2 separate regions of the Homo sapiens genome follow, and region 2 is linked to region 1. Evidence: chromatin loops called from intact Hi-C (ENCODE). Cell type or tissue: endothelial cell of umbilical vein. All regions are shown on one strand. Links, peaks and the distances in the headings refer to the core of each region. The heading gives the core; the rest is flanking DNA.

Evidence for each region. Peaks named below come from ENCODE experiments on the same cell type or tissue, not always from the same donor. Only the 100,000 strongest peaks of a DNase experiment are listed, where the experiment ranks them.
Region 2: a loop joins it to region 1, with 2.1 times the contacts of the local background. A loop is called at or near these places in 2 of 110 quality-filtered maps.

Annotation. Positions count from the first base shown.
Region 1 is chr10:13,884,233-13,894,947 of GRCh38, reverse strand. All of the region lies in intron 2 of FRMD4A (FERM domain containing 4A), which reads left to right. Among named protein-coding and RNA genes, the nearest start is that of FRMD4A-AS2, 100 kb to the left of the region's middle. RefSeq lists an enhancer at 7,639-7,768. In endothelial cell of umbilical vein, for the core only: no CTCF peak of the experiment used is centred there; DNase peaks (open chromatin) are centred at 3,487, 3,657, 3,737, 4,537 and 2 weaker places; H3K4me3 peaks cover 3,222 bases; H3K27ac peaks cover 5,103 bases.
Region 2 is chr10:14,026,968-14,037,682 of GRCh38, reverse strand. The region is part of intron 2 of FRMD4A (FERM domain containing 4A); the gene reads left to right. Among named protein-coding and RNA genes, the nearest start is that of FRMD4A-AS2, 41 kb to the right of the region's middle. RefSeq lists a silencer at 5,565-5,730. In endothelial cell of umbilical vein, for the core only: a CTCF peak has its summit at 5,066 (motif pointing left); no DNase peak of the experiment used is centred there.

The DNA of each region.
Region 1 (10,715 bases), core at 1,127-9,126:
TGAGGCACAGAGAGGTTAAGAAACTTGCCTAAGCTTGCACAGCTAGTGGGTGGCCAGGCAAGATTCAAGCCCAGGCAGAATGGCTTCAGTCTGTGCCCTTCACACAGGTCTGTGAATCCTGATGGTGGCTAAGTGTTAAGAAAAAAATAAACAGGATGGTGATATATTAAGTACCTGGGGGAAAACATTCCCCATGTGCTGGTCACCGAAGGTTATCTAAGAGGCAGCATTTGAGTAAGAACCTGAAAGACGACCAGGAGCCAGCTACCCAAAGAGTGGGGTAGGGAGCAGGGCCTGGCCTTCCAGGGAGAGGAAGCAGGAAATGTGAATAATATGTGATGAAGACAAAGAGGATGTGGCAGGAGCAGTGAGAAGCCACCCGCAGTCTTTAAGCAGAGCAGTGATGTGAGCTGAGCTCTTTCTCCAGCCTGGGCTACTGGGTGATCCGCGGATGCGTGACCACCTGGAACATACGGAGCCCTGGAAGAGGGTTCTGTAGCTGGAGGGTAGGGGGTGACACGATTTCTGGTGGGGCTGGGTGGCAAAAGATAAGACTGGATGACCAGGGGGTCCTTATAGCCATCAGAAGGAATATGGACTTTTTGTCCCCAAAGCCAGGGAAGCCCTGAACAGGTTTTTAGCGAAAGTTACGGGATCAGATCTGGGATTTAGGAGAATCGCTCCAGCTGGAGTGGAGAATGCATCTGAGAGAGATAAGATCAGCACCCATTCACAGGGCTGCTGGAGACATCCTGGTGAAAGATGATGTGGCCTGAGTATGCCTGGCGCCCAGCAGTTGCTCACTCAGCTTCAGGCACTGTTGGGATAAGGGGCTGCCCTCATGACTTTTCATGAGGTAGTTATGAGGACAGGCTCCATGATCAGGTGAGGAATGAGAGAAAGGAGGGAGGGAAATGAGCTCTCTATCCCTGTTTCTGGCTTTGGGGAGGAGGAGGGAGCATGCTGTTTACTAGGAGAGGGAGCCTGGAGGCAGGATTGGCCAGTGAGGCAAGTTCAGTTTAGGACATACAGAATATGACAGTGGCCAAGGCGGAAAGCAGGAGGTGTAGATGTGGATAAAATTCAACAACTCCTCTAAGGATGGAAACAAAATATTGGAAGAGAAATGTATGTCTGAGCTGGGTGCGGTGGCTCACGCCTGTAATCCCAACACTGTGGCCAAGGTGGGTGGATCACCTGAGGTCAGGAGTTCAAGACCAGCCTGGCCAACATGGCAAAACCCCGCCTCTACTAAAAAATTAGCCGGGCATGGTGGTGGGTGCCTGTAATCCCAGCTACTCGGGAGGCTAAGGCAGAAGAATCGCTTGAACCCAGGAGGGGAGGCTGCAGTGAGCCGAGATTGTGCCACTGCACTATAGCCTGAGTAACAGAGACAGACTCTGTCTCAAAAAAAGAAAAAAAAATGTTGTAGGTCTGAACATTTCCTCATTGTCCATTACTAGGTGTTGCAGTCAAAACAAATCAGGACTAGAACTAGTCTGCGTGCAAAGAAACAATATGCCCTCTGAGGACCTCAGAACACAAGGAGATGGGCTCCAATTGCATTATCAAAAAATGGGGTTTTGCATTGGAATACGCCTCACAGACTTTAGAGAGGTACCTGAGAATCCCATTCGAACCTGGCTTCAGATCATCAAGTCTCCAGTCAGCTTGAAATAACACAGGTAGTTAAGACCAGCCTGGGCAACATGACAAGATCCCGTCTCTACAAAAAATACAAAAATTAGCAGCGTGTGGTGGGGTGTGCCTGTAGTCCCAGTTACTTAGGAGGCTGAGGCAGGAAGATCACTTGAGCCCAGGACGGGGAGGTTACAGTGAGCCGTGATCACACCATCACACTCCAGCCTGGGTGACAGAGTGAAACTCTGTCTCTATAACAAACAAACAAACAAACACAAAACAGGTAGTCCTTAACACCAGCGTTCAACTTTTTTCTCCAATGCTAACTGTATGCCCAATTCCCTTTCTATTGATGGTGAGGCCTTTTGAACTGTTGAAAATTTTTACCAGTGTTGTTTAGAAAACAACACAGGACCTGTGACTGGAAAAAGGTATAATTTTCAGTCAGTTGGAAGACAGGATGTGAGTGATTTCTTTTTATTACGAAGTTTGTAAGTCCTCAGAGCCTACCGGTCTCCGGAAAATGATGTTTCTAGATCTACCAAGTACTAGATCAACCATGGTGGGAGGAAAACCAGTCTCTCCCCTGAAGAGTGGATGGGTGCAGGTTGGAAATTCTAGAGAAAGACTTTACCCAGAAACAAGTCGGCTTTTGCTAAGTGGAGGCTCTTGCCAGCATCCCCTTTTATTTTATCACCGTGTTTTGACAATTCATGAAAAAAAATGTGTCTAAGAGCAAATTGAGCTCCTCAAGCAATAAACATTTAGACATACCCTGTGAATTGAGTTATTGTTCTTGGTGGGGAATCTTCCCAGAGTTTGTTTCTCTTTTTTGGAAAGACAACGTGTCAGCCCGTTTTCCTACCCCGGGTCTCTCGCAATGGAAGTCTCCCTCTCCCAGTCATTGTCGCGAAGCCTTGACAATAGCCACATGCCTCGGTTATCCTGCAGCAACTTCCATTGAAGAGTTGAGGGGAGATTAAAATTCAATACAATTGGACTAGATCGAGGGGTAAGAGCTGTGCCTTCAGCCAAGGGAGCTGCTGTCTCCGGGCTCTCAGGGTAGGAGAGGGCCTCGAGCGGTGGCTTTGGGTGGGTTTTGTGGGGGAGCCAGGGGTCCCCCGCTTGGGGACCTCCGTGCTGGGCATCCCGCACGCTTTGGACGCGCGCAGCCTCACCGGGAGCGAACTTTGTCTCGCCTGCGGGTGCCACGGAGAGGGGCTGGGAAGCCGAGCCAGCTCTGGCGGCGACTGGGGGCGTCCCTGGCTTTCTGGGGGGGCGGGGGCGCGCATTGTTGTCCAGGATCGGGCGGCGGGCGGTGGCGGCGGCGGTGGCGCGCGGTGGCCGCCTAGCACCCGACCTAGCAGCGCGCCGGGGACTGGCTCGGGGCGCGCTGGGCGCACCATGCGGCGGGCCGGGCGCGGGCGAGGGGCGGGCCGGCGGCGGGGCTCACTGGCGCCGGGCCAGGCTCGGCGCGAGAGGCGCGAGCGGGCTATGGGCTGACGCCGAGGGCCCGCGGCGGGGGCGGCGGCGGGGACGGGGCGGGGGCTCGCCAGCTGCGGGCGCCAAGGCCGCCTAGTAGGCCAAGGGCCTTCGCCCGGGCGAATGGGACGCCCGTTCCGGGGTACCAGCCGCTTGCAGCCAGAAGTTCCTCGGATCCCTTGGAAGCGCAAAAAATAAAAGGTAATGTGTCTTTGTTTCCCGGTCGCGGTGGCAGGGAGGCGACTGACGGCAGCCCTTCGCCTTCCGTGTTTTCACGCTGGGCCGGGGAAAAGGGACGCGCCGCTGCTTCTTTACTGGGGGCCTGGAGTCGTTTATTTCGCGTATGTTACAGTTTTTAAATGCAAATCCCACGTGGGGCACATACTGTGCTTTCTTCTGCAACCCTCCCCTCGGCACACACACACCTACTTTCCTTGGGCACCTCAGTCCCACGCTGTCTGAATCTACCCGGGGAGATAGGAAAGGACATGGCTTTAGGCAGAGCTGTGTAGGCTTTTTTTAAAACCATTTTCTGAGAGTGCCAGGGGAGCCCTTTCCTTTGGGTGCAGGACAGGGCGTTTCAGACAAGGGTGGCGGGGGCCAGCAGCCGATCGCCGGTGCCCGGGGCTGCTAAGATGGACTGCTTTTTACGTTCCAAATGGCTGCAGCAAGTTTGATGCAGAGAAAACGGACGCTCGGAAGGGGAGGAGAACAGAAGGGAACCCCCTTTAGTACGTGCTCATTTAAAATTGGCTAAATGCAGTGCTTCTATATTGGAGGCAGCTGCTCAAATGTTGGTGCACGTTGAATTCAGAAAAGATTCCCGGTGCTGCACCGAGAAAGCTGCGTGGGCTGCCTGTGCGTAACGAGCGACTTGGTGCCTTTTTCTCCAGTACCCTGTTAGCAGAGTAACTGTTCGTACATTCAGGCGTATTCTGCGAAATTTCCAAGGGATGGCTGTGCTAATAATAGCTCTGGCGACGGCTTCTTAATAGACATCCTCATTCTGAACGATGCAGCCATGCCAGCCCCCCGGGAAGTGCAGCTTGCTGAGAAACGAGAACCAATGCCCGCAAAGGACTCCCTGACCCCACCATGAATGGATGCGGCTCTGGCTCCCCTATGAATGGAGCATCCCAGTGGAGACGCTGCTACTGCTGTTTCTGGCTTCTTTCAGTTCGAATCCTCCTCACAGATAGTGATGAAAGGGGTTGCTCTGAAAACCTAGACAGGCACATTTCTAAGTCTGAGCTGGTCAGTGGTGACAGCCTGTTCTATCGGGAATACATCTGCCTGGACCTGATTGAGGGTTCAGCTGCTGGTACCCCCCTTCCACCTCTGCATCCGTAAGTCGTCCTTTTCCAACAGCATCACTGATCTGTGGGAAAGCACCGCTCAGAGAGCCCGGGACAAACTGCTGACTTCATCCTGGGAAGCCACTGCTGACCCTGGGGAAGTACCTTAGGAACTGGATACAGTAACCTGTCCCTTAGACTTCATGAAACTTAGCTGGGTATGCCGTCCTTCAAATGTGCAGCAAAGTGCTTTTGCATTGGGGGCAGCAGTCAGGGAGAGGAAGACACATTTCATTGTTTTGTTTTTGGTCTTTAAATTGTATCAAGCCCATTCGTAGCATTAAGCCCCATTTATGTTTGAGTGTGACTTGGACTTGGACAGGGCCAGAAGACCAAAGCCTCAAATCAACAGAAATCTGGTTTGGTTCTCAAAGTGTTACTTGTCTCTTGCAACCTAGAAGGTTAGGAGATGATCCAGTTTGTACACTGTCTTCTGTTAGATCCATTCTGTTGCAAAGGAAGTTTGGGTTTATTTAGGGCACAGCAGGAATGAGGGTCGTGTGACAAATAGGTTTGAATCCACTTGGTCCTGAGAAGTTAAATAGCTGCAATTAATTTAATTGGAGGCAATATTTGGACATGCTTTGAAATCAACGCTATATTGTCCAGCCAGTGAATACAATGTTGCCTCCAGATAAGTTAGAAAGAAGTAATGACTGGTGTATGAAGTTGTGTGGGTAGAAGTAATGTTTTAGGGAGAAAAAATTAAATTCTTATTCTTTCATTAAAGGGGAATTGTTTTAGTAGGAATAAGGATCAGAAAATCTCTCCACCCTCTTTTGTTCTGACCAAGTGTGATCTGCCGCTGCTATTGCTATATTGTTTTTGGCACTTGTCTTGAACTAATTTTATTAATAAGACTTGTTATTTATGGCACGGGTTCTCTTTGTAATTTGCAGACATTGTTATCAAGTCCCCTGATAACCTGGCAGGTGGCTGGTGCCATTAGCATGATCTCGTCATTGGGGAAACTGAGACCCCTTGAGGTTCAGTGAGTTGCTGATTTCATAATCCATGAGAACAGCATCCCAGATGTGCACAGCTCTCGATGTTATTGTCACAGCGAAGTTATAGCCTGAGGTCAAAGGGAAAGACATCCAGTGACTCCTTGCTTGGTTCTGGAACTTGGGGAGAGAGCTCTGTGGAATAGCAGATATGCAAGAGTTGCCAAGGAAAGAGCTCTTGAGTCAACCTTAAGGAGTGGATGCAAAAAGTGAGATTGGTTTGTGATGTGAAAGAAAGGGATATGGAAGGTTCAGGAGATCTCATATTGAGGGGACTTGCCAGGCTACCTTTGTCTTTAAGTAAGTGTTGGGTGAGACTACCATCAAAGATCGTTACTGCCTTTACTGCATGAATATACCACTTGTGTTTACATTGTTTATGCTGGTGCGTGTGTGTTTGCATCCGCACGTGCGTGCAGCATGCTTGTAGTTCAATTCACGTGTCCAGCAAGCCATATACTTACCCCTCATAAGACTTGCGTTTAGCCTGACGCATCATACTGAATGAAAGTATAATGGAGCAATTTACAATCTAAAGCTTTGTTCTTAGATATTTTTGCATATTTTAAGAAAAGGAACAGTATAACTTTTGAAGAATTCCTAGTTCAATATGTCAAAATGAGAAATAGACATGCTAACAGTTAACCAGCTTTTGAAGTTCTTTTAAACTACTCTCCACAGAGTATTAGAATGTCTGAGTCCAGTGTCAGGAGTAACTTCAATTCATATGTCTTATTTTTGGGGTAGCACCTGATATGATAACATTTGTGGCAGAATTTCTCTTTTTTGGTTTATTTGTTGTGCAAAATCTCAGCATCTTAGAAGCAATTTCTGGGACCTCATAAGAAAGCAATAGGGTAATGATCTTCTAATGATTCCTCAGTCTAAACCCTAAAAACTATATTCCCCTTGAGCTAAAACAGGAGTTCTCTTACCTTAATAGAATCAGCAAGTAACTCAGGCCCATGTGCCCTCATGACCTCCCCAGGACACTGCATTTTTATCGGTTCACCCCACCTTACCCATTTCTGATTCTGCGCTGTCCGTTTCTCTCTGGAAATGTCATGAAAGGAACAACAACAAAAAGATGTTGGATGTCTCTGAAAAGTTAGGCATTGATGTAAGAAAAGGAAGAAAAGGGATCATTGCATCAATTGTGGAGGGTATGTAGATATTTGGGTTTTTCCTCCAATAGCAAAATCAGAGTCAGAGAATCTTGGAAAAGTGGCTGCTAAAAAATCTGATCTTGTGGGGAAGGGCGTGCTGGATTTTATCTTGAGGTGTTCATTCCAGCCATAATCAGACTGAAGTACATCAGTAGTATTTTCCATTTTTAGTTGTTGTTTTTCCCAGAAAATTTCATCTCCAGAGTTGGTACAATAGCTCTTGGAACTTTGGGCTTTGGAGTCACGATTGCACACAAAGGCCAGACGGTTTCAATGCTCTCTTCTGCAAAAAGTTTTCTGAATCAGCATAAATCCAGCTTATCAAAAATTCTCTTCACAGCAGTTTCATTTTAGTTCCCTAAATCCATCAGCTGCCACCCTTTCCGTTGTCTCATGGAATCAGCACATCCTTCTCTTATAAGGAATAATTTAGACACACCCTTACATTGGAAGTAACCAGCTCTACCACCAGTGGCATTATTTTAAAAATCCCTATCACTGTTCCTCTCTTACGTTTACAGAAGATGGTCAGAGCTGGTGCTACTGTTTAGTACATTGCACTAATGCTTATTTGGGGGGCTAATGAGTGTGTGTGTGCGTTCAGTTATGTTTGTTTTTTGTTTTGGTTTTGTTTTGTTTTCAGATGGAGTCTTGCTCTGTCACCAGGCTGGAGTGCAGTGGTGCAATCTCGGCTCACGGCAACCTCTGCCACCCTGCCTCAGCCTCCCAAGTAGCTGGGAATACAGGCACGTGCCACTACGCCCAGCTAATTTTTGTATTTTTAGTAGAGACGGGGTTTCACCATGTTGGCCAGTATGGTCTCGATCTCCTCACCATGTGATCCGCCCACCTCAGCCTCCCAAAGTGCTGGGATTACAGGCGTGAGCCACCGCCCCCGGCCTCAGTTCTTAACTGTATCAGTGGAAATTGGGCATTTTCCTCCCAAAGAGAAACATTGTTCATCTTCCACTTGAAGATGGAAGTCACTGCTAAGAATAAAAGTCACAGTTGTTGGAAAGTAATAGAGGACTATGGGGGATCCGGTTCAGTTCAGGGGCCTTATTACTACCAAATAATCAAGAAGAAATGAGTGGTAGTCTCAGTTTGAGTCAAATCAAAACCTCTCTACAGATGTACCAGCATAATTAATTCTAATTCAGAGAAGTTCCTTGTAGGCTCTAGCTTGTTAGGAAGGGCGATCTCTACACTGTGTGATGTTTTCTGGCTTTTTGTTTTAAAGGTAGAGCTCCAGCCATTCAATGATGCAATACAAGAAGAAACGTGTTGTCTGTGGTCAGGAGCATTGGTACATCCATACCCTTTGCCCCAAACTCTGACTTACATTCACATGTTCCTTTTTGCTCCTGCCTTCTTAGCAATTATTTGCCAATCCGTGGCTACTGCGTATGTTTTGCTTGCATACACTCACTACATTAACTCGCTGCTCATGTTGAGCACTCCCCGGACCCTGGTTGTATAAGCAAATCGCTGAGTGAGTGTAGCAGACCGCACTCCAACATGGATCTGTTTAGACTTCAGAAACCTGAAAAACCAGCCAAGCATGGTGGCGTGTGCCTGTGTTCCCAGCTGCTCCAGGAGGCTAAAATGGGAGGATTGTTTGAGTTCAGGAGTTGGAGGTTACAGTGAGCTATGATTGCACCATTGCGCTCCAGCCTGGGCAACAGAGGGAGAACCTGTCTCTAAAAAAATAAAAATAAAGGAAAAAAAAGAAAGAAATCTGGAAAACCCCAGTGGTCTAAAGCACAGTGTCGCTTGTTAGGCCCACCTGTGTCAAAACTTTTCTTAGTCTGTGCTGTGGTATGGCCCCTCTTCCTCAGTTAGTAATGCATTACCAACCTTAAAGTCCGGAGTCCTGGTCCTAATGCAGAATCCCAAACCTTTTAATGATATTTTGCACTTCAAATTAGCCAAAACCTCTCCCTGCACACTTGAAGCTACCACTCCACAATTTCCTGTGGGATTAGCCTGTTCATTGGTGATGCAGCCTTCTTTGCAGGGTTTTTGCCTTTCTTTGTCCTTGCTGTATGGGGAACGCATGGGAAAAAAAACAAAAACGGCAGGTAATGGGGAATTAGATTGATAATGCATCACAGGGAATGGAAATAATAATCGGCGAGTTGCCAGGCTGTGCCATTCATAACCAGAAAATGTACCATTACGCTCTCGCCACATGCCTGGGAAGAAGTATATAGATGTGATAAAACCCAAACTAGGAAGCCAGACAGTGTGGGTCCTCCAGAGCTAGACGACATACCTACCAATAGCCGGAGAGTCTAGCGCTGGCTTGCCCATCTCCCGACTCCCACTGGCCAGCCCTGCTAAGTATCTGATATTTATTTCTCTGTTGCCCAGAGAGAGAGAGAGAGAGAAGGAGAGATGGGAGGGTGATGAGGACATGAAGTAGACACTGATGGAGCACAATGGGGAGCAGTGTTCGGCCTTCTCAATCCCCTTTTATTGGGCTGCTTGAGTGTTTTGTAACAGAAGAACTGCAGAGTGACCAGTAGCACAGATGTAGCCTGCAGGTCTTGGCAGGAGGGGAGAACCATGTACAGAAGGCAGTTGTAACAAGGGCTACTGTTAGCAAGGGCTGCAGCCACGGCTGCAGGGCTGCCCATCACAGTCAATGCCTGGTGCAGTCTACAAACCACGTGCATATGTGATCTGGGGGTTATCCAGCCAATCAAACATTTTAGAGAGATGGTGCTTTAGGAATGAAAGGGGGTATCTAGATCATTTTTGCAAATGAGGAAGAGCTTACAGGCATTGAGGGACCTCGCCCTGGTCTCAGCTGCTGCGCCAAGGCTGGTGTCCCTGCCTCCTGATGTGGATCTGTGTGGTGCAACCTGGCATGGCAAACAGAGAGGGGAGGATGGCGCCATCTTGCCCTGGGTTTGGTCATCTAACCAGCTCTGCCACTGCTTATGTGGCCTTGGGTGAATTACTGAGTCTCTCTGAGCCTTGGTTGCTTTATTTATAAGTGACATTCGGAGGAGCAAATTAGTTAATATCTGTGAAACGCCTAACTCTCAAAAAGTATGGGAGACTCTTTTTTCTGGAGAGATGGGATCTTGCTATGTTTCCCAGGCTGGTCTCGAATTCCTGGCCTCAAACGATCCTCCTGCCTTGGCCTCCCCAAGCCCTGGGATTACAGGCATGAGCTACTGCATTAGGCAAGGAGACTTCTCTAGAATAAGAGATTTTGTCTTTGCATTTCCCCCTCTCCAACCTTGTTTACTTATATTACTGGAAGGCTCAACGATGCTAACTTTGGGGGGATATGATCCCATCGAGGTAGAAGAAGCCAGCTGGCTGTAGAAGTGGAGGTGCTACTGAAATAAATGGTGCATCCTCACTTATAATACTGAAATCAATTTTATAGACAGAAAGTAGTATACGTGGACAAATGTTAGCTCTGATATTTCACAAGTGTCACCTAGCCTTCCAGAAAGGGTTCTGCAGATAAAGTCATGACCCTAGCCATTCTTACCTTGTTGGGAACAGGGAAGATTTGTGAAGATGGCAGGTGGCAGGATGTAATAGAGTCTTCTAGCTGTGAAAAGGAATTAGGGTCTATCACTGGGAGCAGATGAGAGAGCCCAGGGCTCTACTACATCTGGGTCTCCAGCGAGTCCTGGAACATTAAGGTAGAGAAGGTCGGTGGGGGGAAGGGAAGGAAGAAAAGACAGATGACTTTGCCTTTGACCCAGTGGATTATATTACCAATTTCTAAGAATTTCTGAAATTCTTTAATTTTCAAAAAAGATCAGAAAAAGCTTTTATCTTGAAAATTCTAGAAAAGATGTAAGAATTACCAAGATTATCTCAATGAATGGCAATTGCATCCTTTTCTGAACAAAAAAGGCAACACTGTAATCACCCCATAATGTTCTTTGTCTACTTCCCATTTATTGCCATTAATTAGGAAGATTTTCAACTCCTATTTTTATTTATTATATTCCACCCAAGTCATTAATGCAACAAGTTAATGGCAGAAATAAGCCTAGATCCTGAATATACAGGATGCCTTTTAGGGAGTGTGTGTG
Region 2 (10,715 bases), core at 1,458-9,457, 140 kb before region 1:
TGACAATGTCTAATTTTTTTTTTAAATACACATGACTTTTGAGCCAACAATTCTACTCCTAGAAGTCTACCTTAGAGATACATTGACAGATGTACAAAAACATTTTCACATTGAATTAGTGACATATTCAAATATCCATCAATAGAAGACTGATTTAATGAAATGTTCCGGGCTAGGTGGCTCACACCTGTAATCCCAGCACTTTGAGAGGCTAAGGTGGGTGGATCACATGAGGTCAGGAGTTCAAGACCAGCCTGGCCAACATGGCAAACCCCCGTCTCTACTAAAAATACAAAAATTAGGTGGACATGGTGGTGCCCATCTGTAATCCCAGCTGCTCAGGAGGCTGAGGCAGGAGAATCGCTTGAGCCCTGGAGGCAGAGTGTACTGCCCTCCAGCCTGGATGACAGAACGAGACTGTTTCAAAAAAAGTAAAGAAAAAGGAAATATTCCAGATCCGGACAGTGAAGTACAATTTATAGTTGTAAAGTATGTTCTATTTGTGTGTTTGTGTGTGGACACGTGCATATGTGTGTGTGTATATATAATCACCAATGGTAACATTTTATGCCTGAATCTGATTAGAATATCTCAAGAAGCATGTAAAAGTGGTTGCCACTAGTGAGAACTGGGTGGCTGTAGGTCAGAGGTATAAGAGAAATTAACTTTTTGTTTCTGCTCCCTTGTTAATTTTGAATTTTGTATCATCTGCATATATTACCTACTCAAAAAATAGTAACAAAAGAGTTTCAAAAGCAGAGCTTTTCAGTTTTGAGGGTAAGAATTGGGTTGCTCCCAACTGGGCACGGTGGAGCATGCCTGTATTCTTGCCACTTTGGGAGGCTGAGGCGGGTAGATCACTTGAGGTCAGGAGTTCGAGACCAGTCTGGCCAACCTGGCGAAACCCCATCTCTACTAAAAATACAAAAAAATTAGACGAGTATAATGGTCAATAGCCTGTAATTCCAGCTACTCGGGAGGCTGAGGGAGGTGAATTGCTTGAGCCTGTCTACTGTGCTCCAGCCTGGGCAACAGAGCAAGACTCCATCCCAAAAACTTGAGTTGCTCCCTCTCAAGCATGTGCTTAGAGAAGAGGTAAAAATCAGTGATTCCGTCATGGTAGGAAGTGGGTAGCATCACCCAGAAAGTACAAATGCAAGCAATCCGGGTTAAGAAGTGAAACAAGCATCACTATACTCCGCTCCCCTTGGCCTGGCTTTGTCCCTTTTCTGCAGACTCCGAACAGGAAGGCGGGGTGTTTATCTTTCCAGCTTTCCCTTTCCGTCTTGCTGATGTTCTCTGCTGTGAGTTTCAAGACTTTCAAAACTCACAAGCAGGGAAATGAGTGTCAGGCACACCCAGGAGTACCCTGAACTAATGATGGGGCGAAACATAATAACTCATCTTTTCTCAGTCTTGCCATCTTTCACTTACTGTACCATTTGGAGTCAGAGGCTTACAAGGATTCCGAGGTCACCACCAGAAGTGTGCAATTGGAATGTGCCAGGAATGATCGCCTGGGCTTCACCACGTGGACTTTCTAAGGCACTTGTTTTCTAGGGTTCAAATGCACATTGTGGAGACACTAATCCTTACTGCATCCTCCTGAATCTTTTATAGACTTTTTTTTTTTTTTTTTTGAGGTGGAGTTTCACTCTTGTTGCCCATGCTGGAGTGCAATGGCACGATGTCGGCTCACTGCAACCTCCGCCTCCCAGGTTCAAGTGATTCTCCTGCCTCAGCCTCCCAAGTAGCTGGGATTACAGGCGCCAACCACCACGCCTGGCTAATTTTTGTATTTTGGCATTGAGATGGTCAGAGAAGCAAAACACATGGAAAGGAAGGTGGAGGATTCTGTTTCCAGAGATTCGCTTACTAGTGTGTTTCTTGCATATCTTTAGTCTATTTCATAGGAACAGTGTGAGGCTGTATTAAAAACTAGAGATAAAAACTGGAGATTAAAAACTAGAGATAAAAATACAGCTGGATCGAGGCTGGGATCCTCTTGTGCTCTGGTCCCAGATGCCCTTTCCTGATCTCCGTTATAATAAAATCCTCGTGGGTACGCAGCCCAGGAGAAAAATACAGACAACAGAAGGATTTTTCTATCAAGCTAAATTTATCCACTTTAAAACCCAATATTTTTATCTCTCCTGTTTTCAGTGTGTGTTAAAATGTCTTTTCTTTAATAAAATCATGGAGACAGCAGATTATATTTGGCTTGTTTCATTTTTTTCTTCTTTTTTTTTTTTTGTTTATTTGTTTGTTTTTGAGATGGAGTCTTGCTTTGTTGCCCAGGCTGGAGTGTAATGGCGTGATCTTGGCTCACTGCAACCTCAGCCTCACGGATTCATGCAGTCCTCCCGCCTCAGCCTCCTGAGTACCTGGGATTACAGATGCCTGCTACCACGCCCAGCTAATTTTGTATTTTTAGGAGAAACAGGGTTTCACCTTGTTGGCCAGGGTGGTCTCAAACTCCTGACCTCAGGCGATCCACCCGCCTCAGCCTCCCAAAGTGCTGGGATTATAGGTGTGAGCCACCGTGCCCAGTCTATTTTGTTTTTAATTCCCTAACGTAGCATATAAGATACTGACAACCCTATAGGTTGGTCCCCCCGGTATTTAATTTCATTTTCAGATTGTACTGTTTCATATTACTCAAAGTCTGGAAACCCTCATCTAGTTAAGCTGGGAATTTGACACATGAGGAAACTGAACCCAGGGAGACTGAGGTCCTCAAGTCACCAACTAAGTGATGCCAGTGTTCCACTATGCACCTGCATTATTGGGCATGTCCTCCCACCAGGAAATTGTCCCCAAGGTTGTAGTTGTTGCAGTAATATTAGAAAGCCAATGAGGGGAGGCATCCTTTTCTCTTCTAGGGACGGCCTGTGTGAAGATGCATGAACCTGGTGTCAGGCACAGCACTGCCATTGTAAGATAAATTTAGGTCACTGGACATCCGTCTCTCTTTGAGCTAAACTGGACCAAGGACTTGTAAGCTGAACAAGGAGCTCAGGTTATTTATTGATTAGGGTTGTAAAGTGCAGGTAGAGACCCACCCACCCAAGGCCCAGGATCAGATCTGATCATCTCTCATGAAAATATTTCATTTTCTCCTGAAAATATTTATCTGTTGTCTTGTGGAAGCTTCATTTTTCTCAGGGATGGACACTGTATATATTCACCTCATGGAAGCTTAAAGGGCAAGAGACATCCTCCCATGGCTGTTCCACAGCCAGCTGTTCTTGGAACTCTTCTTCTAAGTTCTGGAACTCGAGTGTGGGTAACAGAGGGCCCTGTCTGCTCAAGGATCCAGCAATAGTCAGGGACGTGCGTCTCTGGATTCTCATCACTCGGAACCCCGAGACCTGCCCTCACCTGCTACCAGCCTGCCACAGACAACCAGCTGGGTACCGATAGCTCCTCCACAGCCTAGGGAGCAGGCAAGGATATGCACAATGCAACAAATGCGCTTAATGAACATCTAGGGAAAGGCAGGGTACACAGTGCCATGACCTCCCAAGCATGTCCTTAGTGGGGGACCCTAGGGACCAAATAGAAAAATGTCCAAGTTATAACAGATAGCTCTTGCTATTGGGGAATGTAGTGTCTCAACAACATAGTGGACCCGTGTTTAGCTCCCACTTATAAGTGAGAACATGCGATATTTGATTTTCTGCTTCTAAGTTAGTTCACTTAGGATGAATGCCTCAAGCTCCATGCATGTTGCTGCAAATGAGGTGATTTTATTCTTTTTTAGGGCTGTGTAGCATTCCATGGTGTCTATATATCACATTTTCTCCCTTCCTTCCTAACTTCTTTTCTTTTCTTTTTTCTTTTCTTTTCTTTTTTTTCTTTCTTTTCTTTCTCTCTCTGTCTCTCTCTCTCTCTCTCTCTTTCTGAGTTTTGCTATGTTGCTCAGGCTGGAGGGCAATGACACGATCTCGGCTCACTGCAACCTCCACCTCCTGGGTTCAAGAGATTCTCCTGCCTCAGCCTCCCACGTAACTGGGATTACAGGCACATGCCACCATGCCCAGCTAATTTTTGTATTTTTAGTAGAGATGGGGTTTCGCCTTGTTGGCCAGGCTGGTCTTGAACTTCTGAGCTCAAGTGATCCACTCGCCTCAGCCTCTCAAATTGCTGAGATTACAGGCATGAGCCACCATGCCCGGCCTATCACATTTTCTTTATCCAATCAGCCATTGGTGGACACTTAGGTTGGTTCCTTGACATTAGCTATTGGGTACAATGCTCAATATTTGGGTGATGGTCACACTAGAAGCCCACACTCCACCAATAAGCATGTATTAATAATATCCATGTAACAAGCACATGTGCCCTGAATCTAAAATAATTTTTTTTTTTTTTTTGAGACACAGTCTCGCTCTGTTGGCCAGTCTGGAGTGCAGTGGCACAATCTAGGCTAACTGCAACCTCCACCTCCCAGGCTCAAGCGATTCTCCTGCCTCAGCCTCCTGAGTAGCTGGGATTACAAGCATGTGCCACCACGCCCGGCTAATTTTTGTATTTTTAGTAGAGACAGGGTTTCACCATGTTGGCCAGGCTGATCTCGAACTCCTGACCTCAGGTGATCCGCCCACCTCAGCATCCCAAAGTGCTGGGATTATAGGCGTGAGCCACCGCGCCCAGCCAATACAATTATCTTAAAAGAACGTAGTGGAGCCTCGCAGATATTCAGTTTCGTTCCAGACCTACCTGGTGACTACTGCAGCCACTTGAATTGCTCTTGGGTATATCTGGCAATACCAGGCAAAGTTACCAAGACTGGGAAACAGACTGTGCATGATTTCCCACCACCACCGTCTCCTGCTCAAAGACACAAACACACTCAGCCCCATTTCCTTCCTGCAGGATGTCCCCCGCCTTTTATCACTAGTGCAGTCCAGGGATGCTGGCTCCTAGCAACAGATGGGGTGAGGGGATGCCATGCTGGTGTCTGAGGGGTGATGGTGGACACGGCACAGAACACCGCATCCACCAAAGGGTGGGCGTCTTAGGGTGGTGTCCGCCAGCAGCTCCCCCTTGCTGGCGCCCCCTGGTGGCCTTCACTGGAAGTGGTGGCAACGTAGTTCCCAGGCAGCAACAGTGAGGGAGGGGTCGCGGGTGTGGATAGCGCTACTTGCGGTTCACCGTTTACAGACTCTCCCAAGTACAACTCTCCTGCAAGTCAAGGGGTGATAATGCTTTGTTTTAGCCGGAAGTTCACCAAGAACTATTCATGTTTCAGGAAAAGCGCTTCACTAATGGCAATACCCCAGTGGCATTTGAGTCTCCAACATGACAGACATTTGGCAATTAGCATTTGGAGTTCTGGCCTCACAGTAATTAAGAAATCGATCACTTCTTCATGATTTCTGGTTGTAGTTGCATTATCTGCAAACATTTACATATTGTAATATATGTTATTTGCTGACAGATTACTTTCCTACTATCTTTTGTTTACATAACAGAGAATTGTGCTAATTTTTTTCAATAATATGTGTAAGCAGGTTGCACGATCCATGAATTTTATTTGAGGACAGTAAGGGAGTATTTTTAAATACTTGTTAGAGCCAGCAGTGGTAGAATGCGTGAAGTCCCAGCTACTCAAGAGGCTGAGGCCTGAGGATTGCTTGAGTCTGGGAGTTCAGGGTCAGCCTGGGCAACATAGAAAGACCCCATCTCAAAAAATTAAAAACTTAGAATATTTCTTAGAACCAAGGCCGCTGACTCTAAAGGGATTAAACATCATTGATCATTCTAAGGCCCATGGGAAAGGCAATGGGGGAAGAAAAAAAAAAAATCTAAGTCAGAGTTGGGTGAAATGGATGGTGGTTCTTCCTCAAGATTGTTTTACAACCAGCAGACTTCCTGGATTTGGCAATGACATTAATGAGCAAAATGCCCCACTCAAAGTTGTCCAAAGTGCAGAACATGCAATGGTAGTAGTCGTCACATAGCTCCAGCTCCTATTCCACAGCTTCTCATTTCAGACCAGCTCTAAGAGCTTCGCCTAGAGCTCATGCCTTGGTTCTCTAAACAACTCCGGAAGGCATGGAAATCTTTAAATCCTGTGTGTCTGTTACAGATGGGAAAGAGCCATTAAAAAACATCTGTAAGGCTGGGTGTGCCTAAAATCCCAGCACTTCGGGAGGCCGAGGCAGGTGGATCACCTGAGGCCAGGAGTTCAAGACCAGCCTGACCAACATGGTGAACCCCCATCTCTACTAAAAATACAAAAATTAGCCAGGCATGGTGGTTGGCGCCTGTATTCTCAGCTACTCAGGAGGCTAAGGCAGGAGAATCACTTGAACCCGGGAGGCGGAGGTTGCAGTGAGCCGAGATTGTGCCATTGCACTCCAGCCTAGGCAACAAGAGTGAAACTCCATCTCAAAAAAAAAAAAAAATGTCTATAAAAGATTCAGGAGGATGCAGTAAAGATTAGTGTCTCCACAATGTGTATTTGAACCCTAGCAAACAAATGCCTTAGAAAGTCCACGTGGTGAAGCCCAGGCGATCATTCCTGGCACATTCCAGTTGCACACTTCTGGTGGCGACCTCGGAATCCCTGCAAGCCTCTTTGACTCCAAATGGTACAGTAAGTGACAGATGGCAAGACTGAGAAAAGATGAGTTATTATGTTTCACCCCATCATAAGTTCAGGGTACTCCTGGGTGTGCCTGACACTCATTTCCCTGCTTCTGAGTTTTGAAAGTCTTGAAATTCATCCTTGTGACTGGTCAGGGGTTGTGGGTGCATGAGCCAGGGACTGCGGTGGGGCTGGAGATGGATGCAGAGGAATAGAGGCTTTGTACTCATTGGAGAGGCTGTCAAAATGGAAAATGCATCCTGAGTGGGAAAGACAAGGTTGGTTGTGTAAGCCATCTACACAAACATGGAAGAATAAGGGCAGATGCTAAGAGTGTAGTCTTCTGAGAACCACTGCCTGATCCCAGGCCAGTGCCAGGCTGCCAGGGGCCCTATAGAAGCAAACCTTTAAATTAACATGTCTGTTCTCCAAGAGATAGCTGGAGCAGACAGGCCAGCCTTTAACTAGACCCAGACAGGCAGCTTGTTGTCTATATGGCCATCAAAAGGGCTTGTTTTACTTAAACAAACAAACAATCTTTAAAATCCTCTCTCTTTGTAGTTTGAAGGTAAGGCAGAAGCTTGATAGACAAGTATGTCATTAGGACATTAATATCAGTTGCTCTTACACATATCATTGAGAGTTTTCTTTTCCATCTTTATGGAGATATCACGGACAAAAATTGTATGTATTTAAGGTGTATGATGTAATGTTCCTATGCAGGTATACATTGTGAAATAATCACCAGGATCAAGCTAATTAATGTATCTATCACCTCATATAGTTGCCATTTTCTTTTTTGCTTTCTTTTTCTAAAAAACATTTTATGATGAGAACACTTAAGATCTATCCTCTCAGCAAATTTCAAGTAGACAGTACAGCATTGTTAACTCAGTCACATCGCTGTGCATTGGGTGCCCAGAACTTATTCCTCCTGCGTAACTGAAACTTTGTACCCCTTGACCAACATCTCCCCATTTCCCCCTCCTCCAGCTCCTGGAAACCACATTCTACCCTGTTCCTCTGTGAGTCTGGCTATTTTAGCCTTCTACCTAGAAGTGAGATGATGCAGTATATGTGTCTTTCTGTGTCTGACATTTTTCACTTAGCGTAATATCCTCCAGGTTTGGGAAAAAGACAATCTCTTCAATAAATGGTGTTGTAAAAACTGGATATCCACAACGCAGAATAATGAAACTGGACCTTTATTTTATACCATATACAAAAATCAACTCAAAAACGATTAAAAACAAACATGTAGTTTTTTTTTTTTTTTTCATGTAAACTGGATCTGTGGGACTAATTGGGTGATCAAAATAAAAGCCAGTGGTTTTGCTCTTTAAAAGTATCTCAGTACTTATTTAATAATTGGATTAAACTTCTACTTAGGTTTACTGACCCAGGCATGAAAATAGGTAACTAATGTGTCTTACTGACTGATTCTGATCCACTGTGTGGTGGTCTGATCACCTGCCCAAACCTGATCTTCAAATATGTGATCTTGCTGAATAGAAAACCACTGCTCTAGGTTAGACAGGAAAATGGTTCAAGGAACACATTTTGTATATGCAATTGCCTACTGCTTTGGGCTTACACGTGGTTGTCCTTAATAGAGATTGGTTGATATGAACTGAATTAATCTAGTTGAGGCAAGAACCTCACTTTTGCGGAGCACTCATGCGTTTGAAGCAGATGATTCATTTTCAGGGCTGCAGAAATCTATAATACTCTCTCTAGAAGAACGATCTGCCCACCGTTTCCCTAGGGAGAAGGACTAAGGAGAGACCAGCTTCATGCCTTTACAAATAATTCAGCCAATTCCCACCCCACCACCGAGACTTCTATTTTATTTGAATCTTACCACTAAAACGTTAAGCCCGCTGGAGGAGATGTTTCATAGAAATGGGAGAAAGAGATGATCATCTGAGGTTCAAAGAGAAAGAAATTTAACGGTTCTGAATTTAAAAACATACCCACAAGTGTTGTTATTTAAATGCACAGAACAAATTCCGGTGTTTGCCTACCGTATAGAGTGTGTCACTGATTAATTATTCTCAACCGGCCAGCCCCAGCAGGATGGTTCATGTCAGATCATTCTTAGGTGGCCACCAAGCTTTGATCAACGGTTAAAGTGGATTTTTTTCCAACAGAAATTTACACCATCAAAGAAATGTCTATAAATAGTAGCAGGATCCTGTGCTGTCAGCATTGAGACCTTGGCTGTCAACTCTTCAAACCCAATGATCCCTGGGCTCAACCCTAGGATCCATCACTGCCCTGATGTCCCTGCCACTTAGTGCTGCAAATCCCAACCTCAGGAGGTGTACTACATACCTCCCTCATTCTCACTCATTGCCCTTCCCACAGGGTGGGAGTATGGATATCGATACAAGCGTGCAATGTGTCATAATCACACTGTGGAAAATGGGGGTCTCCATCCCCTCAAGCATTTATCCTTTGAAAAGCAAGTTTTGTTAGTCCCTTTCCTTATGAATTAAATTTGGACAAAATGTTTTTAATATCTGGATTTTCATAAGAGATATGTTTATTTCATCAACCTTCCTCCTGGGGTGGACAAGGGATCAGAGCATGGAGAACAGTTAATGTTTCTTAGGTAGGGCAACAGCCTCTTCTCCCCCTTTGTCAGTGACTCTCCCTCATCCCCAAGTCCCAGAGTGAGTCCCCTGATAAGGAGTTACGCTCTACATTCATATTTCCCAAGAAAAAATAATGTAAGATTACTTCAATCACATCAGGCCTCCTCTTTTCTAGTCTGTAAGGTCTTGAAGAAGAAACAATATCTTAATCATCTTTGTAGGCACCAGCACCTATGCCAGTATATACCCCAGTTAGTAAATAAACATTTGTCCAAAGGGTGCATTAATGAATGAACAAATGAATGTTCACATTTGATATAAGTATTAATAAAATGTCCCCATAATTATCAAAAAAATATATAACAGGTAGTTAGAATATAGTTACTAAGAAAACATCCACAATCGATCGGCCCAAGCCAGCCTTCACCATGTTCTCATATACCGATAAGCACTGACACCCGTGAACTTGCTTGTATGAATGTATCTTCAAGTTTTTCTGTCTTAACACTGGTGTGGTTCTACTTCCTCCCTGGTACCCAGTTACTCCAAGTGGCTCATATCATTCACTAAAATCCGAATTCATGATTAATGTCTCTTCGGGGTGACATCCGCATACACTAATTTCCTGTGCATTCTTCAGGCTAACTCCCTTCTGGTCAATTTCTCTCCTTTGGAAACTATTAAAGTGACTTTTGTTGGAAGAACAGGATGTTCTGAATACATTCTTCTAGAGCCCCAGTGCTAGAGTAAGAACCACACACTCTGCCCAAATCATGTACAATTTCTTATCCCTGAAGTTTGCTATTTACATTCTAAGAGAAGCCAATGCACTGACTGTTTGATTTTTGTTTTGTTTTTGTTTTTGTTTTTGTTTGAGACAGAGTTTAGCTCTTGTTGTTCAGGCTGGAGTGCAATGGCGCCATCTCGGCTCACTGCAATCTCTGTCTCCCAGGTTCAAGCAATTCTCCTGTCTCAGCCTCCCGAGTAGCTGGGATTACAGGCACATGCCACCAAGCCCAGCTAATTTTTGTATTTTTAGTAGAGACAGGGTTTCATCATATTGGTCAGGCTGTCCACCCGCCTCGGCCTCCCAAAGTGCTGGGATTATAGGCGTGAGCCACCATGCCCGGCCGCATTGACTGTTTTTAAAGCCCCCCAAAAAATTGTCTTAGAAAATAGTCACATAAAGTCATGGTTGAGACTGGGAGACTCAACTCTCTCTTGGCAACTGCTTTAAATGGAAACAATAGCTCTTCTCCAAGGTCTGATCCCTTGTCCATCCCAGGAAGAGGGTTGATGAAACAAACAAGTAGTATATCTCTTATGAAATTCCAGCTATTAAAAACATTTTGTCCAAATTTAATTCATAAGGAAAGGGGCTAAGAGGACTTGGTTTTCGAAGGATAAATGCTTGAGGGGATGGAGACCCCCATTTTCCATGATGTGATTATGATGCATTGCATGCCTGGATCAAAATATCTCATGTAACCCATAAATATATACACCTACTATGTACCCACAAA